Regions from separate parts of the Mus musculus genome. Here region 1 is linked to region 2. A link is a loop called in an ENCODE intact Hi-C map of the cell type or tissue named here. Cell type or tissue: gastrocnemius. All regions are shown on one strand. Each heading gives the region's core, and the rest is flanking DNA. Links, peaks and the distances in the headings are about the cores only.

Region 1 (12,666 bases), core at 2,311-10,310, 180 kb before region 2:
CCATGAAGCATAAAAACTTTAGGACCTGAGTTCTGATCCCCAGTACCCAAGTGATTAAAAAAAAAAAAAAAAGGTAGGTTGTGGGAAGCCGCAAACACCATTACAAGATGGCGCTGGCTACCACTGGCCACAGCCCATGAATATGGGTAAACAACCAATGTGCACATGTGCGTAAGAGTTTTTTTGCCGAGTCACTGCCTGGCCCGATGCATATTAATGAGGTACTGGTAGCATAACCAATCAAGTATGGACACATCACTCCTAGGCCTATATAAGCAGCACCATTTCTGGGCTCAGGGTCTTTCGCCTATGCAGTCAATGCTCTCCCAATAAACATGTGCAGAAGGATCCTATTGTGGCGTCGTTCTTGCTGGCGAGTCGGGCGCTCACAGTAGGTGTGATGATAAATACCTTTAATTCCAATGCTTGGGAGGCAGAGGCTGAGGCAGACAGATCCTTGAGTTCAAGGCTAGCCGGGCTATATAGTGAGTTCTAGGCAGCCAGGGCTACACAGTAACACAGCATCACAGCAAAACATACACACACACACACACACACACACACACACACACACACACACACACACCAAATAAGTAAATAAATAATAAAGCTATTTTAAAGTATTGGTGGGTTTCATTTTTTCTTAATTCTTACTCTGTTAGCTTATTCTAGTGTTCAGTTAGCGAGAATTTGTCAGTTTTAAACACCACCTCTCTGTCCATTTCTTCCCTGTTCATGTAGAGAGGCAAGGAGGGGCACCCAGCTGTACTCTGGGGGCTCCATTTGCTTTTAGTGCAGTTATTGATCTGCCTCTCTTGAGAGAGTTTTAAAGCAAATAATTATTTGGGGCGTGTTAGCTTTCTTTCAGGGCCCAAGTCTTGCTCTGTGCTTGTTTCCTGACCTTTTATTCTCTCACTCTAGAAGCATGCAGCTCACGCAAAGCCTGTGAGTGTTACACAGCACACGTGCAGGAAGAACCTGCCCGGGGACCCTGAGTAATCCATCCGCAGGTCCGAGGGATGAATCATTCATGAGTGCAGGTTTTCCATCCAGCTCACGGGCTACAGGCCTGTCTCACAAAGTTGATTTGTTTAAAAATTCACACTTGCTCTGGGCTTGTTTCCTATACCAAGAGTTGTGTTGTTTTGTTTTCTGAGCAAGTTTAAAGGAGTGGGCTCGCTTGGCTCCAGTGACCATGCAGGGTGATGAACTGAAACCCACGAGTATCATTGACTGTAGACTTGACTGTGTGCACATAAGACCCTTGTGCCCGAAGTCATGGTCATGACCTTGGCTATATGACTATAGTAATAATTTCATTGGTTTGATTTTTGAAACAAGGCCTCATAGATCCATTACCCTCAAGCTCAGTATGTGCACATAGGCCACGGTACAGTGGACGTCAGAGGAGAACCTGTGGGAATCAGTTTTCTCCTTCTACCATGTAGATCCTGGGGATTGAAGCCAGGCTGTGCGGCTTGGGGGCAAGTGCTTTTAACTGCACATTTGTTTTGCCAGTCTCTAAATTTAATTTCAACTGATGCATGGAACCATCAAAGTTATAAATATTTGGGGTACTGTGTGATTCTATGACACATGTATCATTGTGCAGTGTCTGAATAGTAAGGTCTCCTAAATTTGACTTATTCTAAGAGTTGGGGTGGAGGAAACATAGCAGCTGATCCACTGATGTGTGTGCAGAGCGCGGACATTGATTATGAGCAAAGGGGTGGACAGCTGCCTCCAGTGTGTGATCTCAATTTCCTACACAAGGGAGCGAATTCACTGAACCGAGACACATTTAAACTGTTTCTGGAAGTATTTGTGCTGAGCACTTTCTTATTGTGTAAGATTTGACATTAGCACACAGACATGCATACAGAGCACACAGACGCACATACAGCAGCATACCGGAAACACATGCAGAGCACACCAGACACACATACAGAGTATACCGGAAACACTACAGAGCACACCAGACACCACAATGACCTCAGTAAGAAGCCAGCAGCTTTTCTGCCTTGCTTTTCTGCCTTAGGCACCCAGTTCTCCAATGGGAAGCCGTTCTGCCCAGTGTTTGCCTGTGGTGGGTACTCACGCTCAGGCAGCATGAAGGTGTGTGCAGAGGCTAAATGTCATCTTTGGATGCCCTCGATTATAATTCTCCTCCATACTTTTTGAGACAAGTTCTCTCAGTACCCCTGAGGCTTGTTAATTTGATCTGTCTAGCAAGTCCTGGGGATCTGTCTGTCTCTTGGTTCTTTCTTGGGATCTGGGGATTCAAACTCGGGTCCCCATTCTTGTGCGGCAAGTACTCTCCCCACTAAGTGCTAGGAAACCATTGTCAGTTCTGTAACCTGAGAAAACACAGCGCATCTACTGCTCACTGCTGTGTGCGGAACCCTGTCCCTCACGCTCGCAAGGATTCTGGGGCAAGCCTGTACCTTTCTCTATGGTCAATGGGTAGACTTTTTCAGCAATCAAGCTGCACATGTGGAAAGAATTTCTGTGTGGGTGGAGGAAACATCTGGCAGCCGAGCAGAGAGGTGGGGACTGGTCCCTCATGGAGTGACTGAGAGCTTGAAGCTCAGCCAGAGGCCCTGTGTATGCGTCATGTGCTACTGGCAAGCTCTCCGACTCTGGAAGCCCTCGCTGGACTCCTAGGCAATTGCTTAGGGAGTTTGGGGGACAGGGGGCCTCTGAGTTATTCTGGAAAGTTTCCAACATGAACAGCAAGCAGCTGCCTCTCCCTTCCAGGTTCTTTCGCATTCATCACAACACGGGACAAACTTCTTGGCAAATTATTATTCATATTCAGTTTGCTACATTGAACGTTACAGAAATAAATAAATCAAAGATAGAACCCATGCTGCTGAGAACTGATAAGTCTCCCACTAAAATTCAGACATCATTTTTTTTTCCATAAAGCACAAAGATTTAGATGTTTGAGATTTTAAATGAAGTTGACCTTATTTCGTCTCTCCAGTGCAGGGGACAACAGTGGGACCTGGATCAGTGTTACTAGAAAAAGCTTGGCCTGGGGCATTCCCTCCCACAGGGGTCAAGGAGGGAAAGTCTCAGTGGGAATTCAAACTTTAACCCTTCTTCTTCCTAAAAGAGGCTGGGGATGACTCATGTCCTCAGGTTGAAGTTAGCTGGCATTTGATGCTGGAGAGTAATTCGTTTCTCCTTGTAGGAAGGAATGTTCGAATTGAAAGTAAAACCACACTAGCACCCAAACAGAAACTGCAAGAGAGGGTTGGTCGCGTGGTCGTGCGCTGTCTCCTTAGCTTCTCTGAACTTGGGTTCTAATGGTGGCTCTCTGCATAGGTGTAGCAAGTCTTCTCATTCTCCCGCCTTTGAGCAACTTGCAGAGGGTGACCACCCATCTCAACTGCTGGTGAGAGATGGTGTGGGGAGGTTTTTAAACTGCAGAATACCTTATAGACTTAGACCCTAGCATTGGACATCATTATTACCTTGAACAGTCGAGGTTCAGCGACACCAAGGAGCTTGAATAAGGCATTGCCCTCTTGCTGTCTCCCCACTGCACGCTACTACAGCAGATTTTACTTGGAATAGTTATTAAATATAGCACAACATTCCTGGTTGGCTTAAGGTAAACAAGCCCAGTTTCATTTGTAAACAAGAGAATCAGTGGTGTCTTACTTTATAGTGAGCACAACACGTAGGGGAACATTTTTTCTTGAGCTCAAGTAACTATCAGAAACAGTGCCCATACTTTTAGATGAGAAATGGTGGCTGAGATGGTCTCTCAGTGGTGGAGCATCTGCCCTGCACTGAGGAGACTGTGGTTTGGTCCCTGGCACCATAAAAACAAACAAATACAAATTCATATAATAAAGGATGCTTCCTTTGCTCTGCAGAGCGCATTTGTCCAGTTCCTCCCCTCCCTGTTCTCTTCCCTGCTGCGACACCTTTGCTCTTGAGAATGCTAGCTTGCTGTTCCCACATTCCTTCTCAGCTTCTTTCATATTTCTGCTCAGCTAAAATACAAGCTGAAGACATGATGCCTCTCAAACAACAAAGTTAATCAAATAAATATATATTTTCTGTTGGGTATTTTGGCCTTAAGAAAATGACAACGATATAGAATGGGCTTTTGCTTTATCTGGGTTTGTCCCTCATAGTTAACTGCAAGGAAAGGTGATGTATAAGAAAATAAGCAAGCCGGAAAGCAAGCAAGCTACTTTTTGTTGTCCGTGAGTCAAAGCAAAACTTCTTGCAGCTACATGGCTGTTTCAGAAGCGGAGGAATTCCGTGTTCTCATTTGGTAGGGCAGGCTACATCTCTGGCTGCCAGGAACACATCTGAGAACAGTGGCTTGCATTTGGCCGAGCAGTACGCTTCTGAAGATGCACTTTTCTTCATGGCGAACCAGAGTGGACATCTCGCTCAGGGCCCAACACTGACATGAGCGGCAGACAGCTGATATCTGACTTTAACAAGAGCACTTTCCTCTACTTGGTTCGGTCCCAACATCACCCTGACCTGGAGTGGATGCAGCAAGGCCCTGCAAGGCATCCAGATCCGAGTTGTGGCTGGACAAAGCACCTACCCTGAGCTGGTCCTGCGAGGGATGGTAGGAAGCTGGAAGTAAGAGTTGACCCTCCCTGGAGTCCAGAAGAGTGGGGACCAGCGGGTATCCCACTCACTGCTCCCTCTTACCTCCCAGAGGACCATTTCTCTGTTTTCCAGATTCCTCCAATGCTTTGCTGTCTCTCCCCCGAGGAAGCATGGAGGGAATATAACTCAGCCCAGGTCCCTCCTGGGCTGTAATTTTCGATTTGGTCTTAATCCAAGCAAGAAGGCCACAGACTATGGTGGGGTGCCTTGTGAGGACAGAAAATGTCACACCACAAAATGCCAGGGAGTCTCCATAGTTATGGTTTCTCTCTTTTTTTCCTGTGGTCACCACTTTCAAGACCCCTCCCAATCTGCCCCTTCCCCACCCCTCCCCTCCCACACTGTATCTGGCCACAGACAGATTATATTTCGGCCTACCCATGGCATTCTGAGTATCTACTTGTTACCAACATATTTGCTGAAGACAAAGCCTGTTATGTTACCAGGGCTTGCTAGGAACACATCTTCCCATTCCTTTCTTGCTGCTTCATAGCCAGGGTAGTGATTTGTTTAATGTAGGAGTAGGTGTGATGGACACCAAATTTATAAAAGAAAAGAAAATTATTAAGTGATTAATGTTCATTAGAGAAAATAAAATATAATGAAAACAAACACAACCCATCTATCAGATAACAGCTTTCCTGTGCCCCCCTCCCACCCTTCGCATGAATCTTAAAAAGCGGAGGTGGCTCAGTAGTTGAGGGCGCCATCTGCTTTCCCAGAGGGCGTGACTTTGATTCCCAGTGCCCACGTGACAGCTCACAACTGACTCTAACTCCAATCCCAGAGGATCCAACCCCCTCTTCTGGCCTCCATGGGCACTGCAGGCACATGTACCCAGAAACACCTGTAAGAAAAAAAAACCCATACACAATTAAAAACAAATGAAGAAAAATATATTCATCTCTAACTTATCTGCTAAGCAACTGTTCTACCATTCTAATTTTATGAGTTAGTATTAATGATACGATTTTGGAAATTAGCATAATTTGGCTGCAAAATCTTTGTGAGGCTTTTCACATTTATTTGCCTCCCAAGCTGCCTAATTCTGTCACTTGTGCTACTGAGGAGTTGTTTGGAAGGAGGACAAGGAGCCGTCTGCAGCTACTTAAGCTGTAAGGATAAGGATGTGATGTGGAGTCCCTGGGGCTTTATTTCTGAAATGTGAACACACAAGCCACTGGGGTAAAGTCTATAACTTATCAAACAGGTATTTGGAGCTTTGTAGGGGAGAGAAAAACTTTGAGAATGGGTGTGAGGTACCCTGAAGCCAGATGGTCAGACCTGTGAGGAGAAGAGAGCCACAGGAATCACACATGCTCAGAAGTTTGCAAAGAACCTAACTGGCCCAGAACCGGAAGTCATTTCTCTTCTGGGTAGAGACAGCACGCCATCCCCCGTCCACGCATATGCCTGCTCCATGTGTTCACGTGTTTCTTTCATTTCGCAGAATTGGAAAAGGGCCTGATTTGGGTGCTTAGGCCAGGAAGAGGCTATGGAAACTTGCATCACAGGCACAGGGTACCAGAGAAACTCCCCAGACCTATCTCTGGGCTGCTACATAATGAGCCCAAACCAGTTTGCATTTTTACAGAGCAGAATCATAGCAGCAGTTGGAGCTACCTGGTCGCGCCTGCCCGGCCTTGGGGACCTGCCCTGTGTAAATCCGGTAATTCCCCAGGTGTTGGACAACTCAAGACTTAAAGGGCATCAGAAGCCCTTCATTTCAATACCAAGGATTGCCCTTTTGAAGCAGCCTTGAAGGACTTGACATTCCAGGGTTTAATTATCGGAGAGACAAGCAAAGGCAATGAGCTGCCCCTCTGAAGCAAATGTTTATCCACTTGAGTAGAAGAGGAAGCAAGCGTGATCAATCTCCAGGGGGAGTCCTCAAGTCAGCTTTCTCCTTGCAGAGGGATGGATGGGCAACCCACACCTCGAGCCCAGTGAGTGTGTAGACAGACCTGTAGGCTGTCTGAGGCAGGGGGGGAGGCAGCCTGCTCCAGATCTTTCCTGGCCTTTGAGTTGTGTGTGAGACTGACGTGTGCTTTTAATTCCATTTCTACAAAGCTCCCCCGAGTCCTTCCTTGGCCTTATCCAGAACAGATTCTCTCCTTCCTGAAACAAGAGTAATTTTTCACTTGCTGACTCTACACTAGTTACTTTTCTCATTGCCACAGCCAAACACCTGAAAACCCAACCTAAGGAAGTGTTTATTCCTTAGGACTCGCAGTTCACCGTGGTGAAGTCAGTTCGGCAGGGGCTCAGGTTGGCTGGTCATTGTGTGTCAATACTCAAATGCTGGTCACTCAGCTTGCTTCCCCTTCCCCATCCAGTCCAGGACCCTGCCCTGTGCAATTAACACCACAGCTAATGTAAATTCTATTAGCCAAATCTAGATCGCCCCTCAACAGACCTGCCCAACACTTGTCTCTTGTGTGACTCTAGATCCCCTCAAGATGGCAATCACAGGTGTCTGTCACACGAACAAACACTTAATTTCCTCAAAATTATCCTTTCTGTCAGTTCCTTTCCCAAGAGTGAGGTTTATTGTGGGGGACGTTCAACAAGCAATACATCACTAATTAAGACCAGGTGCTCTGGTGTGTCAAACAGCCTTTGACCTCTGTTCTCAGGTGGCACCAGGGATTAAGACTCTACCCTACCGGATGGCTCGCTCCTTTCTGAGAGCCTATGGAGGTGGCCAGCTTGGATATTAATAGTGTCTCTCAGTAAACCTGGAACTCACTGACTAGACTGGCCAGCTAGCAAGCGCCTAGGATTTTTCTGTCCCTTCGGTGTCCCTTCCCATTCCCCGGATTTGTGTGAGTACTGAGAATCTGAACTCAGGTTCTTATGTCACATGGTAGGCACCTTACCCAGCCCAGTGATTTCTTATATCCATTCAAGGAGCGCGTTTAATACTAGGTCACTCACTCTCCATTACATCATGTGTGGTGCCAGGAAGAGCTGTAATGATAAAGTTGGACTTGGTTTCTGGTGACAGAGTGACTTCGGGGTCGTGGTGAACTGCCTACGAGTGTTAGTGAGGAACGATGACGGGACAGGAGGATGAGAACTCTGCCTGTCACTTCCACTGATCAATAAGCAACTATTCACAGTCAACATGGCAACTTCCCTGGAAACCAAAGCACCTTCTAGAGGTCCTGCTTTGTTGTTCGGTTCCAGGGGCCGTGGTTAGAAGGACGGAAGTCAGATCTGTGGAGCACTCAATCCTGGGCCGATATCCTGGGTTTGCTACATGATGGTAACAAGGTAGAAATTATGAGTCACTATTTATAGCCAGCCTGTGAATCCTATTAGCACGTCTCCAATTTTCTCTTTTTGTCAAGGGAACAGAAATCCATTATTAAGTACTTCTACAAAATGACCTCGCATTTCCTTCCTAGGCTTAGCGTTCAGCTGTTGGAAAGAAGTGAAGAGCCGGCATAGTTTATGTTAAGTCACAGGAAACAAACAGCTCTGAACTGAAAAGACATTGCCAGGCAGAGCCATTGGCCTGCAGATACCCATCTTCATCCGGCAAATGAAGTTTCTGGAAAAGAGACATCTTTAGGGTCTCTGTAGGTTTCCAGCCGTAAAGCTGTTGAATAGTCAAGGTTGCCTGGGGAATGACCATAGGTCTTCTCAGTTCCCAGAGAAATTACCTTTGAGATCATAACAGGCCTTAGCTGCCTCCACCTGACTGCTGTCCCCAAACAGCAGCCTCTGCTATCTACCTTGTGTGTCTCTACTTGCCTAACTGAGATGGTAAATGAGGTAGACTTAGCTTTCTTCCAGAATGAAGTCAAGCCCTGAAGCATGACTGCTTTCTTGGTTGATTTGTTTATTTATTTTGGCAGGGACTGAAACTATATAAATAAGCAACTATTCACAGTCAACATGGCCTGAAACTCACTATGTAGACCAGGCTAATCTCAAGAGATCCACCTGCCTCTGCCTCCAGAGCTCTGTGATTAAAGCTGCACACAGGATGTGTGGCAGCCCCTTACCTCTCTTCCCTACCAGATCTGTCTGTCACTCACTGCAGCCTCGTTTGTGTCCGATCATCCAGGAAGACCATACCCACCAGAGCTCATGCAGCTTAGTCCCTTGACTTAAATGCTGGGCCAGTGCCCTTGCCCTGTTGCCTGTCCCTTCCCCTTCTCCCTGCATCAGGACTCTGACTGTGACTGACTTTACCCCTTCACCTTGCCTGCTGCTTTACACTGTGGGGAGGGTGTGGGGGGAGGCTGTCTTCCTCAGGGAGAGCTCCCTGCCTGAATGTAAATAACACACACACATAGAAAAAATCATTTTTGAAGACTAGTGTGAACACACTCAGTATTATAAAGGTTTCTTTGTATTATTGATTCCTATTTTCTCATATGCCCAATCAAGGTCTAGCAGTCTAGCAGTAGACAATATAATTTCAAGGGCCTCGATCCCCCCCCCCGCCCCCCCCGCCCCCTCCCCCCCCCGCCCCCTCCCCCCCCCCCCCCCGCCGCCGCCGCTGGTGACATTGTCTCTGTTTCCATGTGTGTATGTGCCTGCATGCTTATAATCCCAGCATTTGGAGAGTAGTGGATGAGGCAGGGGGATTACTAAGTTTAAAGTCAGGTTAGGCTTTGTAGTGAATTCTAGGCCAGTCTGGGCCTAAATGAAAGGCTCTTCCTTGCTTTCCCCATTTCAGGTACTACCATGTTTGTTATAGCAGCCTCTTCTCTCCTCTCAGATCTCCTGACAGCCATGCTCCATTGCTAATGCTGTGCCTCGTCTTCATGAGGCTGTCGGCCCTTCCCTTCCCTCTACATGTCTGTACTGTAAACCAGTTGTTGGAATGAGAGCCACCTTTATTACTTATGTCTTGGTAGTGATCACCCTGGCCCAGCTCTGGGTCTTGCCTTTCTCTTCTTATCTGGTCAGACAGGACATGCCTTATCATTTTGGGAAATTATCATCTGGAAATTGAACGGTGAAGCCTTCATCTCTCCTAAACTCAGCTCCCTCTCAGGTCACATGCGGAAAGGATGTGATTTTTGCTTTTCAGACCACCTGCCTGGTAGTTAATTACACCTCAGGGGCCTGGTTCACATTCGTGGCATCCGGCGGTGTGGTGGTGTGGTGGTGTGGTGGTGTGGTGCATTCCTGGGCTGAGAGTAGAATCATTCCCAGTGACGTGGGGAAGATGCAAAGGATGCTGGGAAAATGCCTTCCCAAGGCAGCCTGTCCTGTTTCATCTTACCTGTGTCCCACCTTCCCAGGACTAGATGACACCATGATTTTCTTTGGTCCTTTGCTCAGCAGATGTCCTGAATCACACTGGGAGCCTCTGTGTTGTTGGCACTGAGGAGAGAGAGGCAGGCTGGATGTCTATCTGAGTGTCACTTCTAGGTGTGACTGTCCTCTACCCTATCCCATGTCCTGGATGAACTGGACTCTTGTCCTGCCTGCTTTATGGGCAGCCCTGGGCTCATAGGGAAGCAGTGGAATGGAGGAAGAGATCCTCTGTGACCTCATCTGTGGGACACATAGCTGAGACTCCTAGTGCCTGGCCTTTGGAAAATGGGAACCTGGAGAGGAGGAGGTAAGGGGGGATGGCTGTCTCCCTCTATCTTTGCCTCTCTGTCCAGGAGAGGTGCCTGTAGGCTTCCACTGCATCTTTTCTCTCTGTGTAAGAGAGCAAGGTGAAGCATCCCACTCCATCTGTCTACATGGGCCATATGCAGTAGCCTGCTTCCCTCCAGCAGTCTTTGAATGCTGTCTGTCTGTCCTTGGGTTTTCACTAAAAACATCCCGGATATCTTTCCCCTTAGTCTAGTCCCTAGTTACCAATCATTTGGGAATACCATGCAGGGATCTGTACTTAAAAAGAAAAACCCTCTTGCTCTGATCTAAAGGAAGGGGGAAGGAAGACCAGGTTGCTTTTCTAATCTGAAAATTAAAATTCTGAAAACGTTCCCAAATCTGAAACTTTTTGAACACTGATCTGTCCCACAAATGGAAAATCACACACCATGAAATTTGTTTGATGTATAAAAGTATCAAAATATTGAATAAACTTGTCTTCAGACATGTACATCAGGTGTATATGAAAATTGAATTTCATAGATATGGCTCTGTCCCCAAGAAAACTTACAGATATGCAAATATTCTAAAAATATAATCAGAATTTCAAAATACTTTTGGTCTCAAGTGTTTTGGAGGAAGGACACTCAGCCTGTCTGTGTGCCCGCTGAGCTGAGAGCAGTAAGTTTATGAGCTTGGGATACTCAAGGCCAGGTCATTAGACGGGGACAAGGACCCTGTAGCCTGCCAGGCCCAACAGGCAGCATATCCAATGCTCCCTGGGGGCCTGGGGGCATCTTCCTGGTACCCAGAGATAGAGCCATGTCATAGATTCATACTACAACAAGAAAGTTAGCCAGCAGCAATACCCCCACCCTACCAAAAGCTCAAAATGGATAAATTCCATTTTAATATTAATAGAAGTTATCTAAAATATGGAGACAAAACATAAGGGGTCGCCCTTCAATCATGGGGAGTATGCTTAGCGAGCCTGTTCATGATTATTTTGTTTAGGGCTTGTTTTGTTCATTTTTAGCGCTCTCTGTCTATTTTATTTTGGGCAGTTCTGAGAATTGATAGGGAAGTCCTTTTACCCTATTGCTGATCTATGCCTCCAGCACTGGTTTTAGCTTATTGACAATAGCAACTTTGAAATATTTTCTCATAGCGAGTACTTGCTTATGGGAAGTAGTTGTGCTCAGTGGTTTTTGGTGTTGTACAAGCATCACCTGCAGAGGAAGTGCATCAGCTGTGGCTCCATCTCCTCATTTAGCAGACCCTAGAGTCTCTCCATCCTCCCATTGAGGAGACCCTGGAGTCTCTCCATCCTCTCATTCACAGACCTCTTTTAGAGTGCAGCTCTTGATGGACTTCAATTCTTGCTTGAATCTGTTTTACCAACTTAGCCATGTTCTTCCTTTAGGAATTGAATACTTTCAAATCTTTCGTTGGGAATTTGTTTGAAAACTATATAGTAACAATATCATCTTTCAAAATAAAGCAAATTACTGATAGTATTTTGCTTGTATGACAATGTATCATTTTAAAACTGACTCCTGTCTACTTTGTACTCTCTCTCTCTCTCTCTCCACCCTAGATGTTTACCTACATCCTAGCTCTTCTGATGGGTATACACTAATTCAAAATTTCAAACTCAGTTTCTGAGTTTTCATAAATACCTGCATGCACTGATCTTTACACAAATCTGTGTTTCCTTTGAGTTCATTGCTCTGTGTGCAATGAGGTACATGGTCTCCCAGCAGGGTTCCGCTGACAACGTTTAGATGGAACTCAGGTTTTCCTTCCTTTGCTCTGGGTTGTTGTTCATGTTGAGGTCAACCATCCTGAAGTTCCTGAGTTATGTTTTCTAATTTCTCTGTAGAATCTGTGGCCAAGTGGAGATCTACCTTAGATAAATATCTGGCAAACTTACACCCCAAAGCAAGTCTAGTTCTGTCTACAACACTCCACTCTGATGGTTTGCAAAGCACTATGGGATCTTGTAGTGCCTGGCGTTGCTGTGAGCATCATGTAAAGTATGATATTTTCACCAAATAATTCATGAATGCTAGGGAAAAAACAACAACAACAACAAACCAACAGAGCAAACAGAAAAGAGTAAACACCAGCCTAGAGATACCCCATAAAAAGTGTTTTGGGTGCTGAAGAGATTTGCCCAAGTGCAGAAACAACTGGGACATATTTTAACATCAGGAAATAGTTGCAAGTGTTTTTAAAGCATCATGTGACAGTATATTAAACAGCATTTTTAGTGGTAGAAAGATGGCTCAGCAGTTAAGAAGACTGGCTGTTCTTCCAAAGGACTCAGGTTCAATTCCCCGCACACACATGGCTGCTCACAACCATCTGTGACTCCCAGTACAGGGGATCCAGTGCCCCTTTCCTTTACTCTACTGTATATGGCCCACAGACGTACACGCAGGCAAAACA
Region 2 (12,666 bases), core at 2,626-10,625:
CCGCGTTTGTTATTCTACGTAACAGTGAGTTTCACCCCGTCGTGTTGAATCCTGCAGTCCAACAGATCGATATGCATCGCTTCATGGACACCTTAACACTTTGAGTCCTGACTCTCTCATTGTGTAACTATAACTGCAGTGGGACACAACCACAACAAGGGAAATCTTGTTGTGGGTTTCCTCGGCTTCCCTACACCCACAGGCAAGATGTAGGAACACTTTCAAACTTAGAAGCATCCTGCAGGAAAGGAACAAGCTCAGGGTGGTTAAGAGTATCACTTTCATGGATCTTGCCTGGCTGTGAGCGTTGGTCTTAGCGCTTCACCTCCCTGTTTCCCTGCCTTCATCTGCAAAGTTGTAGCAAGGCACCAGAACTGTGGTTTTGAGGTTCCTGTTAGACCTGGCACTGTGTTGCTATGAGAGCTATTTTGGAAATAAAGAGCCAACCATCACCGCGAGTCATTGTGCCCCTCTTAAGGAGACAGCAAGAAAGTTGGAGACGCCATGACCTCTGCAGCCAGGAAGCAGGCAAGGCTTGGGAGCCAGTGATTTTCAAGTGAGTTGTAACAGCTAGTGCCTCATGGGGGATGCCAGAAGGCCTATCTAGAGCCTGGGGCAGGTTTAGTTTCTTTTCTCATTGCGGTGGACAAATAACCTGACAAAAAGCAGCCTAGGAGAGGAAGTCTCCGTGGTCGTTCAGAATAATACTGCCGGTCTCGGCCGGGGAAGGCATGGCCATGCAGGTGCTCGGAAGCAGAGAAATTGGAGTGCGGGTGATGAGCGGGCTTTCTCTGTTTCCCATGGGTCTTCCTGGAGTGTTTGGACACACCCAGACCCAAGCTCCACTAATGCACTAGGTGCCTCTTGTTCCAAACAAGCTGATAATTGCTATTTAAGAGCCCCTGTGTAGCAGAGAAAGTGGGAAAGGCAGTTGCAGGAGTGAAGACAGCCTATAGATTGGAGGAAATCCTTGTTCACCATGAATCTGATAAGGGATCCAGGGGGAAAAAAGAAAAAACAAAGAATTGAAAGAACTAAACAATAAGAAATCAAATGAGTCAATAAACAACAGACCACTCTCAAAAGATGGAAAACAAACGGCCAATAAATAGTTTTTATTGGCTCAGTTTTCCTATCTGCTCAGAGAAATGCAAAGGAAAGCCACAGTGAGAGTTCATTTTAGCCCAGTGGGAATAGCAGTATGAGGAAAACAGATTAGGGTGCGCTGGGGGCGGGACCACAGGAACCTTGCGGGTGGGAACATAACCTAGTGTAGCTGCTGTGGAAATCAGGATGGAGGTGCCTCAAAAACCTAAAGCAGACCTTCCACATGGCCCATCTCTATTGCCCCTGGGAAGGTGCTCAAAGGGCTCCAGGTCTGTATGTCCCAGAGCTGCTTGCTCGCCAGTGTCTGCTGCACTGTTCTAAGCAAGCAGCTGAGTTATGAAACCAACCTCAGTGACCAACAGCAGAGAAGTTGACAGAGGGCAGTGCATATGCAAACTGGAATCTTTTTCCAGCAGGGGGGGAAAAAAAGACATTATATCATATGAAGGAAAGTGGATACAGCCAGAGGCAATTATATTAAGTGAATTAAGCTGATTTCAGAAAGAAAAATATCATATATTATCTCCCATTTGTGGTTCCTAGATCTTATGTAGACAGATGAGACTGTGTTTGCACGTATGACAGGAACACGAAAGCAAAACTTTCTAAGGAGGCTAATGGGGTGCGGGGCGGGAGGAGTGAGGCAAAGCAAGGGAGCACGGAGGGAGCAAGCACAACGTGTACACTTGCACAAGGCATAAAAACACATTTAGAAAAAGAAAAATAGACCATCACACACTCCTTTCTACATTTTGCTATATGTTCACCCCAACACACACGCACACGCACATGCACACCCCACATAGCAAGCCAGGCTTCTTCAGTTCAGAAAGCTTGGCCTAGATTGTGTATCATTGGCTCTTTCTGGTTTCTTGACTTCTCTGTAAACGATGACTATGATCATAGCAGAAAGAAGAGGCTAGACAGGAGAGGGAGCGTTCTCCTGAATGAAAAAGAGAGAGATCTTAAACAGACTAGCCAATGTGTAAAGCAGGACTCCCAGAAGACATGCCTGAGCTGTATGGGAAGTAAGTTTGGGAGCCCGACCCCTGCCATCTCTGTGGGTCCCATTCTCTTTACCCGTGTTCATACCTGCAACTTGATAATGTCTGACCTTGAGCACAAGAGTTTGACATGACTCCTTCATGCCTCCTGAACAAGCAGACCTGCTCCTGGCCTGGCTCGGGAACACCCAAGGAGAAAGCAAAACTTGATTTAGCAACATTTGTCTAGCTCAACTGCCCCCTTGTTAATTGCCCCTCTTATCTAAAGTCTATAAAATAGCCCTCCCCGTGAAGCATGAACTATAGAAGAGGTTGGGCTAATGGTGTATCTGCGGGAACCAGAGGCCTTTGAATGGGGTCCCAGTCAGATTTGGAGCAAAAAAGAGTTGGCTGATTAGAGCCAGGTACTAGACAAAGCTCTCCATGCAACGTTTTGAGCCGTTGGCCTCCAATGACCCTCCACTGTAGCAGCTTTGTCTGAGGGCTGTGTGGCTTGCTTGGCAGCCCCATGCCTCACACCCCCAGAACCCTGCTTTCACAGGGGATTCCAGCTGTGAGAATGAACTAGTTAGCAACGTGCTAACAATGCCTCTGAGTTCTTAGCCTCTGTCCCGAGGAAAACCAGTCTACACGACTTCCATTCAGCAAGAGAAAGAAAAGCAAGGTACATTTATCCGTGAATCACTGCTGCAAGGCCCTCCCATGGTTAGGAAAATAACTTTGTCTCCTGCATGGTTTGAAAGCTGCAGGCCCAATGGGCAAAGGGTCAGGGCCTCTCTCCAACTTATCAACTCAGGAGTGCAGAGGTGGATGGGGCCCACTTTTAAGTACCTGGGAGTCTGAATTCTATACATGGCCCCTCATTTGTGGATTCGAGAATGCTGTCTTTCTTCTTGTTTGATCCAGGTCCCCCCATTTGACAGTTTACCACTGCAGTGATTATTATAGCACACAGCAGATGACAAGCAGCTGGAGAAATGACGGTTTGGAGGTAAATCACCACCTTGGTCATTTCTGTAGAATCAAAGCTTTGTACCCAAAGACTGGGAAGATGGCTCAGTGAGTAAAGTGCCCGCCATGCAAACATGAGGGCCTGAGTTTGGATCCCCAACACCCATAGGGAAAGCCAGATATGGTGTTCCAAAACTGTAATCCCTGTGTGTGTGTGTGTGTGTGTGTGTGTGTGTGTGTGTGTGTGTGTGTTTCGAAGAGGGGAGTGGTGAGACAAGAGGAGAACTCTTCTCAAAATATAAGACAAAGAATGATGAGAAGACACCTGCTGTTGACCTCTGACCTCTGGCCCCTACATAGGCATGCCCAGGCTTTTGTGTGTACATGCTGACACATGAGCGTGAGCACACACATACAGTTTTACCTCCAAACTTCTTCTCAGCCCTAAGCATTTCCCCTCCTTCTCAGTATTACCTTTCATTGGAGTTGATGAACGTAGCTGCCATGTTCTAAGGCATTGGCAGATAAGCCCTGTCAGGGAGCGAGAGCACACACACGTAAGAGGATCGTCCAGGATGTTTTTTTCCAACTGGATTGAGGCAATAGAGACTTTGCCAGTGAAGGCCTCTTAGCCCTGACATTGTCTATTTGTCATTTATGTTCAGTTTTGTGGTCACAGGTTAATGATGGCCAAAGAGAACAGGTACAGAGACGTAATTCTGTCTCTTTCCCCCAAAGATGTTCCAGAGAGGAGTAAGGAGTTGTGCAATGCACCCACAAGTTCCCTGTAACTCCTCATGACTATGTTCCTCAGATGGCTACCTGCAAGTGACCTTGCACATGGAGTTCTTGGTGCTGTGACTGGTGAAGGTAGCCACGGAGAGGGCAGTTAGTTATGTCTGCCCATGTACATGAGAGGCCCTACACGCTTTATAGATGTGTAACACCAACAACTAGTGAGTTAATCCAGGAATACGTTGGCTTGGGCAGAGCATGCCCAGAAAAAAGCCCATCAGAAGTGGAACTCATAGGGCAAACCAGCAAAGAGGGGCCTTTGCAGCTTACCAGCCTGAAAGGTACCCCTTTTTGCTCTGCACTGGGGTAATGGGGGAAGATTCCCTTTAGTAACATTTCCCCTTAAGCAGGCAGCTTCTTCAGGTTGGAGCTGGGGGAGAACCAGTAAGCATTTTGTCTTTCTCTGCCACGTGCATCAAATGCTTATGATTTTATTAGCAACTGCCTAGGAGCCAGGACCGATTTAATTTAATTTAATCTCCTAGGTTATTTCGGTTTGGTGTGGTCTATTTTTAGCACAGATGAAGGGGAAGTAATCAGACCGGAGGGTGGATGTGGATTCGGGAGGGGCTTCCGCTCCCTGGATGGTTACTCGGCTCAATCCATCTTGACTGAGAGGAGAGGACTCCACAGAGGGGGGCAGGTCGGCCAACCAAGTTCCTGTTCTCACTGAGTCTCACTGTTGATGGCCTCGTCCTCTCCAGCTTTAGGAAAGATGGCGAGGAGACCAGTCACACAACAGAGAGCCTTTTTCTCTGGGACCTGAGAACCAAATAAAGCCACCCTCCATTCTCCTTTAGCACTGGCCATCGTGGTACTGGGTAGCATTCCAGTCTTTACTACAGTGGCGTGCTTCTGCTCTCTGTTTGTAGTTTTACTGGTCTAGGGTTTGAAACATAGGAGGTAAGTTTCTCCCTAGTTTTGGGTAGACGTTGCCTGAGTGCTGATGTTGTTCGGAGTCTCCTATAATGAGACCGAGGGCCCTAAAATCACCAGAGTCTTGAGGTCTGGAGATGCCACCCCAGCCTCAGCACAAGAGCAGAATCCCAGACCACCGCAACATCACTCGCTGTCCCCAGGAGGGACCAAAATGCTGTGCTAATGAGGCTAGCAATGATCAAGAACAAGGGCGATTTGTGGTCCAGTTGGAGACAGATTCCAAAGGTAATGGGAATGCCCTGCTATGATGGAGGAAGATAAGAGGCCGTGCTGAGACTCTGTCAGTGCTGATGTCGTTGGAGACAATCGCACTGTGGACAAGGGTGTCATCCAGTTTTACACACCAGCTCCTGAGGGGGAAAGTTGTATTCCCATTGAAGCATTAGTACTGTGCAAACCTCACCGACTTTGGAATCCTTAAGCTTAAAGTGGTGTCTGGCACCTGGTAAGTGTGCAAAGTGTGTTCACATAGTGACCTCAGATGGTGTCAATAATATTAATAACAAAGTCAAGAGCCATTAAATAAATGTTTATTTTGTGGCAAGAAGCATGTCAAGTTGGTTTCTTTTCTTTTGCATAAGTTCACTTGATACTTAAGATGTCCTGTTGAGTGAGACACCCATTTTCTTTATGTTACCCGTGAGGAAATGGAGGCTTAGGTGATCTGAGGAAGTTTCCAAGGTGTGGATGTGGAGCCAGAGGTTGATTTCAAGAGGGACATTTCTATTCTGTGCTCTGAGGGTTTCCATGAGAACGGAGCTGAAGGTTCTGGGTCACCTGCGAGACTGTGGGCTCAGCGCTATGGAGCAGAAGCACTATGAGAAGGAGCTGGTGGTGGGTTGTGTGAGTAGGAATGGCAAGGAGGAGATCAGGTGACGCAAGCAGGCTTCATCAGAGTCAGTCAGTCCTTTAAACCTGCTGGGTGTCCCCTCCTAGCTGGGTCGCCCACCACATCTTCTACCCTGTGATCAAATGAGATCGCAGTCACACACACCCCAGGCGCCTTGAGTCACATTCTCTAAGGCCAAGGGAAAGCTTACAAACCTGTGCAGCTAGTGAGTGCTCCCCCATGATTCTGAGGCTAGGTGACATCACAGCACCACAGGACAGGTTGTTACCTGTCCCAGCCTTGTAATCGGTTAAGTCGAAAGATAATAATGCAACAAGCTACCACGTTTAGAAGGACGACAGGGAGGTTACTAAAGCTAGGGCTCGCTCTACTACTCAAAACAGATCAGGAGGCAGTGGCCTCTGCAGGCAGGAGAGGGTACAGCATGTCTTCCCAGGGTTCGTCCACTCTGTTACCTTCCAGGAAAGGCTAGGTCCCTGGAGAACAAGTCCAGTGTCATCTTGAATGGATGATTTAGCAAGATGCCAGTTTATTGATTTATAGAAAAAAAAATAGAATTATCTGTTACTTGTTGATAATCTGAGCAGTTTCTCTGTGGCCAGGATCCTGGAGAGAGTAATTACAATGGACTCAATTTATTGTCTTGCCATTTAAAATGCTGACCTATAGGCTACATAATATCCACCCACGTAGACCTTGTCTCCCCCATGACAGACCCCAGGGAACTCAGAACACTGCCTGGTGAACACAAGATTGTACAAGGTTAGACAAATGTTCAGTGGCATCAGGCTAGGCTTGCTGCCTTGCATCAAGATAGAGACTTCTATATGCCTGTTTAAAAGCACTCAATTAAATGCCCGGCACTTCCCTGTGGGCCAGTCTCAGGCACTAATGGTGTTTGCCTTGGAGCCTCTTCTTATTTGAATATATTTATGCCAGGAACAGGCTGGTCTTGAAAGCCTTTTGGGACCCTTGGTCTCCTTCAAGGAACTCTTCAAAAGTTACACGTTGGATATGTAGTCCCCAAAGTCATGTGTTAATGGTGTTTGAAATGTGGGGCCTTGGGGAGTTCACTGGGCCAGAGGTGCCCTTTACTACAGAGGTTTGCTTAACTCAAGGACCAAAATCCCCACTTCCATATAACCTACAAGTAGATTTTAACTCATAAAGGCAAAACAAAAGGGCTGACTTTAACAGATTACATCTGTAGGTGACAACCTCTGTGGCAGTGTAATTCTGGGAGAGTAATGGCCAAACCTTAGTAACAAAATCAGAGATTACCTGGTATATGAGTGTGGATACCAAGCCTGATGCAGCTTCCCTCGTTTGAGGGCGAGCAGAGAAAGAAAACATACACATAACAGATGACCCATTGATAGTGCATGAGTTACAAGGCTGAGGGGGAGCTAGCTCAGTAGTCATGAGTGTCGACTGCTCCCCAGTGGTCCTGAGCTCTCTTCCCAGCGTCTGCCCCAGGGAATCTGATGTCCTCCTCTGACCCCTGTGGGCACCTGCATACACGTGACATATACTCACACAAAAGCACAAACGTGAATTTAAAAATAACTTCTTAAATAAAATTAATCTGAACTATCTATAGTAGGGGTGATAAAGAGAAGAGACCAGCAGAGCACACAAGGCAGTGAATTGCTGAAAGAATATGCCTATCAAAATGTATTTGAACATTTCCACATAAATTTTAGTAGAAAACAAGAATATGCCATCTCTGTAAAACAAGGTCATTGAGCTGTTTGAATAAAAAGGTAGATATAGAAAGAAAGCAGACACAAACGGTTTTTTGTTCTTGTCTGATTGTTGAATGATGAATTGTTGCATGAGGAGGCAGACGAGATGAAGGAAGGCAGATAAATTCAAATGTTGGCAAAGAAACATAGATTGCAGCCCTGGCAGCAAAAGTCCCAAGAGAAAGTATAGGAAAACCATCAGAGCTGCCAGAGAAACGGGGGGATGCAGGCAATGCGAGGAAACTATGGCGATGGGTGCCACGGAAGGCAAAAAGCAGAACAAGATGGAGGACCATCGCGAATAATCGCTTCGTCCTGGGGTAAAGGAGGAGAACTGAACAGAAAGCAGCCATGGTACCTGATACATGTACGAAGCAGTCAAAATAAAAGCATGTACTCTGCCATAGGAAGACCAATAGAGGAAATGTGCAACCAGGGAACTCGGAACACTGAGTGGTTATAAAGAAGGGAAACAAACACCTCTCCCTCAGAATCATGGGAGCTACAAGAGAAAAGCTGGCTTGGCTGAAGGCACCCCAAAGAGGGCAGCAAGATGAAGTCAATGAAGAGCCCAGCATGGCGGAAATCAAATCATATAGAGTTATAACATGATTAGAGATCGCAGACTCCAGGTAATTTAATAGGCACAGGACCAGAGATTAGTATAGAAGGTAGCACCAATTTAGAACACAGCATGATAGATTCTTCTTGATCATGGGGGTGTGGGGGTTATCGGAAGACACCGTCTCATACCTTGTTTTTATAATCAGAGAAAGGCTGAGTAAGAATGTTTGACATGGGTCTCTAAGGCGAGCAGTAGAATACACACGTCATTTATATTTTCTACCATTATGGGAATGATAAATGCAAACGAAGCAGAGTGTAGCCAAAGACTAAAAAATATAGAACCAAGGAGGCAGAGGGGTGACGGCATTTGCAAAGAAGCAGCCATTGAGTGGGGACTTTCAAGAGCGTGCTGGACTGTTGCAGCGGAGGTGATTCAGTCCATAAAGTGCTAACTGTGCAAGCGTGAGGACTTGAGTTCTGGCCCTCCGCACCCACTTAACGAGCCTGGCACAACGAACGACTCACTCCTGTTAGCCCAGCACTGGGGACGCAGAGACGTGTGGGTAGGGGGTAGCCAATCAGCTGGGTCAACAGAGACATGTGGGTAGGAGATAGCCAATCAGCCGGGTCAAATCAGTGAGCCCAGCTTCAGTGAGAGACTGTCTCCAAAACTAAAGAGAAAAGCAGTGTCCTGAGCCAAAGAAAAAGGAGAACGTGAGCCGCACCGCATTTATCTCCCTCTGCTTCCTGGATGCAGATACCATGTGGCCAGCTGCCTCTGGCTCTGCCTCCAAGACTTCACCACCGTGATGGACTGTACCCTAAACCAATGAGCAAAAGTAAATGCTCTGGTCAGGAATTTTGTCACAGCAATGAAGAGTTGCAACCAACACAGATCCATGAGTACAGAAGTGCAGAGATTTTTCGACAGTGGACAGAGAGCTGCTCTGAGAAGCACAGTGTGGGACATGTGGATGGTTCTAAAATACCTTGGAAACTTGAAACAGTTTAGAATGTTGGCTGCTGCAGGGACTAACAGGGAATTGAATGTGATAAAGCAGATACCCTGAAATTGGAGCCTGCTTATAAATAAACAGAGGCTTCCAGGACTAGAGAGAAGGTGTGGTTCATTCCACAGACGTTGTTGGGAAAATTGTCTAAACGTTTGGAAGAAAAATAAATAAATAAATGAGATCTCCCCTCGTGCTTTACACCAAAATAAATTTCAAGTGCATCTGGAAGTTAATTATTAAAAAAAGGAAACAAAATAATGAAAGAAAACACAGGCGAATACTTAACTACCTTCACGGAGGGCAAGGATTTCCTAAGCCTAAAAGAAATGGAAGAAAGGAAAGAAAACATGTTGGTAGCTTTGACTGTGTGAAAAGATAGACTCCTTTGTGTTTCTAGAAGCCTACGGAATTAAATCTAAACACAGAGCGTGGCAAACAGGGAGAAGGACCACTGTCATGTGCATCCAAACATTCCCTCTAGCCAGTAAGAAACCTGTTTACTACCCTAAAGGAATTGAGAATTAAGTCAGAGAAAAAGAAATTCACATGGCCCAATAGCTATAAAGACTGTTAAGCCTCAAAAAAAAAAAAAATCAAACTTACAATGTTACTCTTTATTTTTCTCACTTTATCTTTAATATGATTTTTGGTAGGACTTTGATACAACTTTGGGGGGAGCAGTTTGGCAAGGGTTTTTATATCTTTTACTCTCCTTCTAAGAATGCAGCCCAAGAAGAAAAGCAGAAATTTATGTATGAAGACAATCAGTTGTTATATACAAAGATGAGGAATTTTTAAACCATGTAAATGTACAAACTGAACTTATTTTAAAGTCTTTGCTACAAAATAGAATGCTGGGCATTAAAAAATGCTTTTTAAAAATTACTTTGGTAACTTTTATTAAGAAGGAATTTTTAACTACCATAAAGTTATGTGAATTCTATAAAAATAAATATTACAGGCTAGAGATATGGCTCAATGATAATGTGCTTACCTAGCATATACAAGACCCTGGGCTTTATCCCCAACATTATAATCAAACAATCAATATTATACTATAGATGTCTTTACAGGAGAGCAATTGTCAATCAGCATAACAGTATGTCAGCATCAATCCTCTGTTTTGGTGGAAGTGCAATTGCCTTTAATCTTTGCCTTTATACTTTGTGCATTTAAATTATTTTATGATGACTATGCATTGTCCCTACAATGAGAAGTAATTATTTCTTAAAATCAATGCCTCCCTATGTTTATATGCAGATCTTATCTGTCTCCCACAACTAGCAAATATTTTTCACAGTCATCTACTTTGGAATTATAGAATATTAGCAGATAACATACGTGTTATTGGAGTACTTAGTGTATGCAAGAGGAGGCTATATTAAAAGGGAAACAGGGCTATACAGTAAGACTATGTCTCAAAGTTGAAGAAAGGAGACAGAGTAGGACGAAAGGAGAAGAGAGGGGAAGAGAGAGAGGGGGGGAGGGGAAGAGAGGGGGAGGGAGGGGAAGAGAGAGAGGGAGGGAGGGGAAGAGAGAGGGGGAGGGAGGGAAGGAAGGAGGGAGCATGAACTGACTGTGCATACCACGCTCATTAAATTCTTTAGCTGACTTTGATTGAGTAGTTGCTGACTCACCATTTGGGGACACTGGATTTACTGGGGCAGAAAGCCACCCTTGTGACAAAGTAGTGGGTTTAGACAGCAGAACATTCAGTGAATGTGTTTTTAAACAATGTACTTCTTAAGTCCTTGAATTCAGGTTTGTGGTCACACAAGGTGGGTATATTCTCAGTGTTGCTCGCTCTTCTTGCCCTTGACTCTGGCCATAAGGAAACTAAGATCATAGAATTTGTGAGTCATTGTTTATTAGCACAAATGAGATCAAATCAGAGTCCGTGCTCGTGACCACAGACAGCATCCGCAAGCTTGGTGCAGTGTGATTAGAGCAAATGCAGCAAGCCAGACAGCCAAGACCCTCCAAGTGACCCACGTCTCATTTGTTGATGCCTCATCTACAATTGTTCTTTGCTGAAGATGCCTTTGCATCTCATTGGGTGAAACCCAGCAAAGCTCCATGTGTAATGGTTGCCCTAGAAATGTGGAGCAAATGGCCCTGCATGGCATATTTTCTTCCTGAAAACTAACAATACATTTTATGTCCCTTAGTCTTTGAGCACTCTGAGACTCTTCAAATCATTTGATGTCTTCTGGGAAAGCACTTGGCTCCTTTTGGCCTGAATTGAGTCTCCTTGGAAAAAGGCCTGTTTGGTTTTTCCCTTGTGTTGGAGTCCCTCCAAATGGACACTCTGTGAACTGCAGCTCAAAGTGAGAGCCTCGAAAGGCCTTGCCCACTCCAGCTCCTGTCAGAATCCAAGAATCTGGCCTGCGTGGCTTTTGCCTTGCCCTGTGTTGACCCTGGGGAGATGCCTGGGGAGGAAGTGTTTTGTCCCTGTCCCCGTGTTTCTGTCAGCCTGTGGAGATCTGATAGACAGGGCTAGCAGGAGGCTGGAAAGCCAGAGAACAGGGTTGTGTTCCAGATAGGGTGTGCCCAGGGATGGGACAGCATGAACCCAGAATCACAGGGCAAAGGTTGTATGGAGACCCGTGTGTGTGGCAGATAACTTCCCCATGCTGCTATGCTCGGTGGTAGGTGTTCAAAACAGTCGAGAGGAGAGTAACCCGTGAGTCTTTGGGAATCATGTGTCAGTCCTGCATGTGACAGGTTGAGTGGAATAAGATATTTGACTTCCTTAACCAGTCAGTTGAAACCAGTGTCGGCTCTGAAGTTATACCACTATTGGCTTGGTAAATCAGAGGATGGAGCATGCTGAAGACTACAGCATGATGTGTTTGTACCTGCTTGTAAACCTAGCCATGGGAAGGCAGAGTATGACGATGGCGGGTTCAAGGCCAGCCTAGGCTATGTAGCAAGCTTATGTCTCAAAAAAAACACAAAATAAAAATAAAAAGCAAATAAAAAGTATTTGTTGAAGTGAATGGTGGGATACTCTGGCTATTAGACTATTATTAGTTTCAAGATCAGACCTCTAGACACAGAGTCCAAGTGCCACTGGAGTGTTGATGAGAAATCTCTCAGTGGTACCCTGCTCCCGAGAGGAGGATGTCATCTCTTCCTGCCTCACATCACACAGTCCAATGCATTCCTCTACAGAGTGTCAACTCTACCTTGTCACTTGCTTGAAGAAAGAATCACTTGCCTCTATCTGGACAGAGTTGACTGCTCTTGGGTGCCAGTTCATGGAGGACTCACATTCACACTAAGGAGAATATGACGTGACCACCCTGGACCAGCACCCTCATTTGCAGTTCTTACCCAATATCAAGCCCCAGCAGGTTCTTGTTCCACACTGTCTAGGTCACTCTCAACTCCCTGGTGGCTTTGCTCCACTCAGGCCTCTGTCACATGGTACTGTAGCTGATAGACAACAGGAATGTGGGACTCAGGCTGGGAAGATCAAGTTCAAGAAACTGGCAGCTGCTGTACCCATGGGGAACCCATTTCCTGATCCTGAAATAATGCCTTCTCATTGGGTCCTCACACGGTGGGAAAAGCTAGCAAGCTCCCTAAAACCTACTTTATACGGGCACAAATCTCATCCATGAGGGGCCCATTCTCCTGACCTAATCACCTCTCTGGACTCTACCTCTTAGTACCTTCACCTGGGGACTAGA

Evidence for each region. Hi-C counts contacts between places; a loop is a spot of excess contacts. Peaks named below come from ENCODE experiments on the same cell type or tissue, not always from the same donor. Only the 100,000 strongest peaks of a DNase experiment are listed, where the experiment ranks them.
Region 1: it touches region 2 in a loop (2.3-fold over the local background); 3 of 42 quality-filtered maps call a loop at or near these places.

The regions. Positions count from the first base shown.
Region 1 is chr11:108,205,579-108,218,244 of GRCm38, reverse strand. All of the region lies in intron 2 of Prkca (protein kinase C, alpha), which reads left to right. Among named protein-coding and RNA genes, the nearest start is that of Gm11655, 39 kb to the right of the region's middle. In gastrocnemius, for the core only: a CTCF peak has its summit at 5,449 (motif pointing left); a DNase peak (open chromatin) is centred at 2,570; H3K4me3 peaks cover 856 bases; H3K27ac peaks cover 2,463 bases.
Region 2 is chr11:108,024,534-108,037,199 of GRCm38, reverse strand. All of the region lies in intron 5 of Prkca (protein kinase C, alpha), which reads left to right. Among named protein-coding and RNA genes, the nearest start is that of Mir7223, 34 kb to the right of the region's middle. In gastrocnemius, for the core only: a CTCF peak has its summit at 6,055 (motif pointing left); DNase peaks (open chromatin) are centred at 6,047 and 8,592; H3K4me3 peaks cover 815 bases; H3K27ac peaks cover 3,670 bases.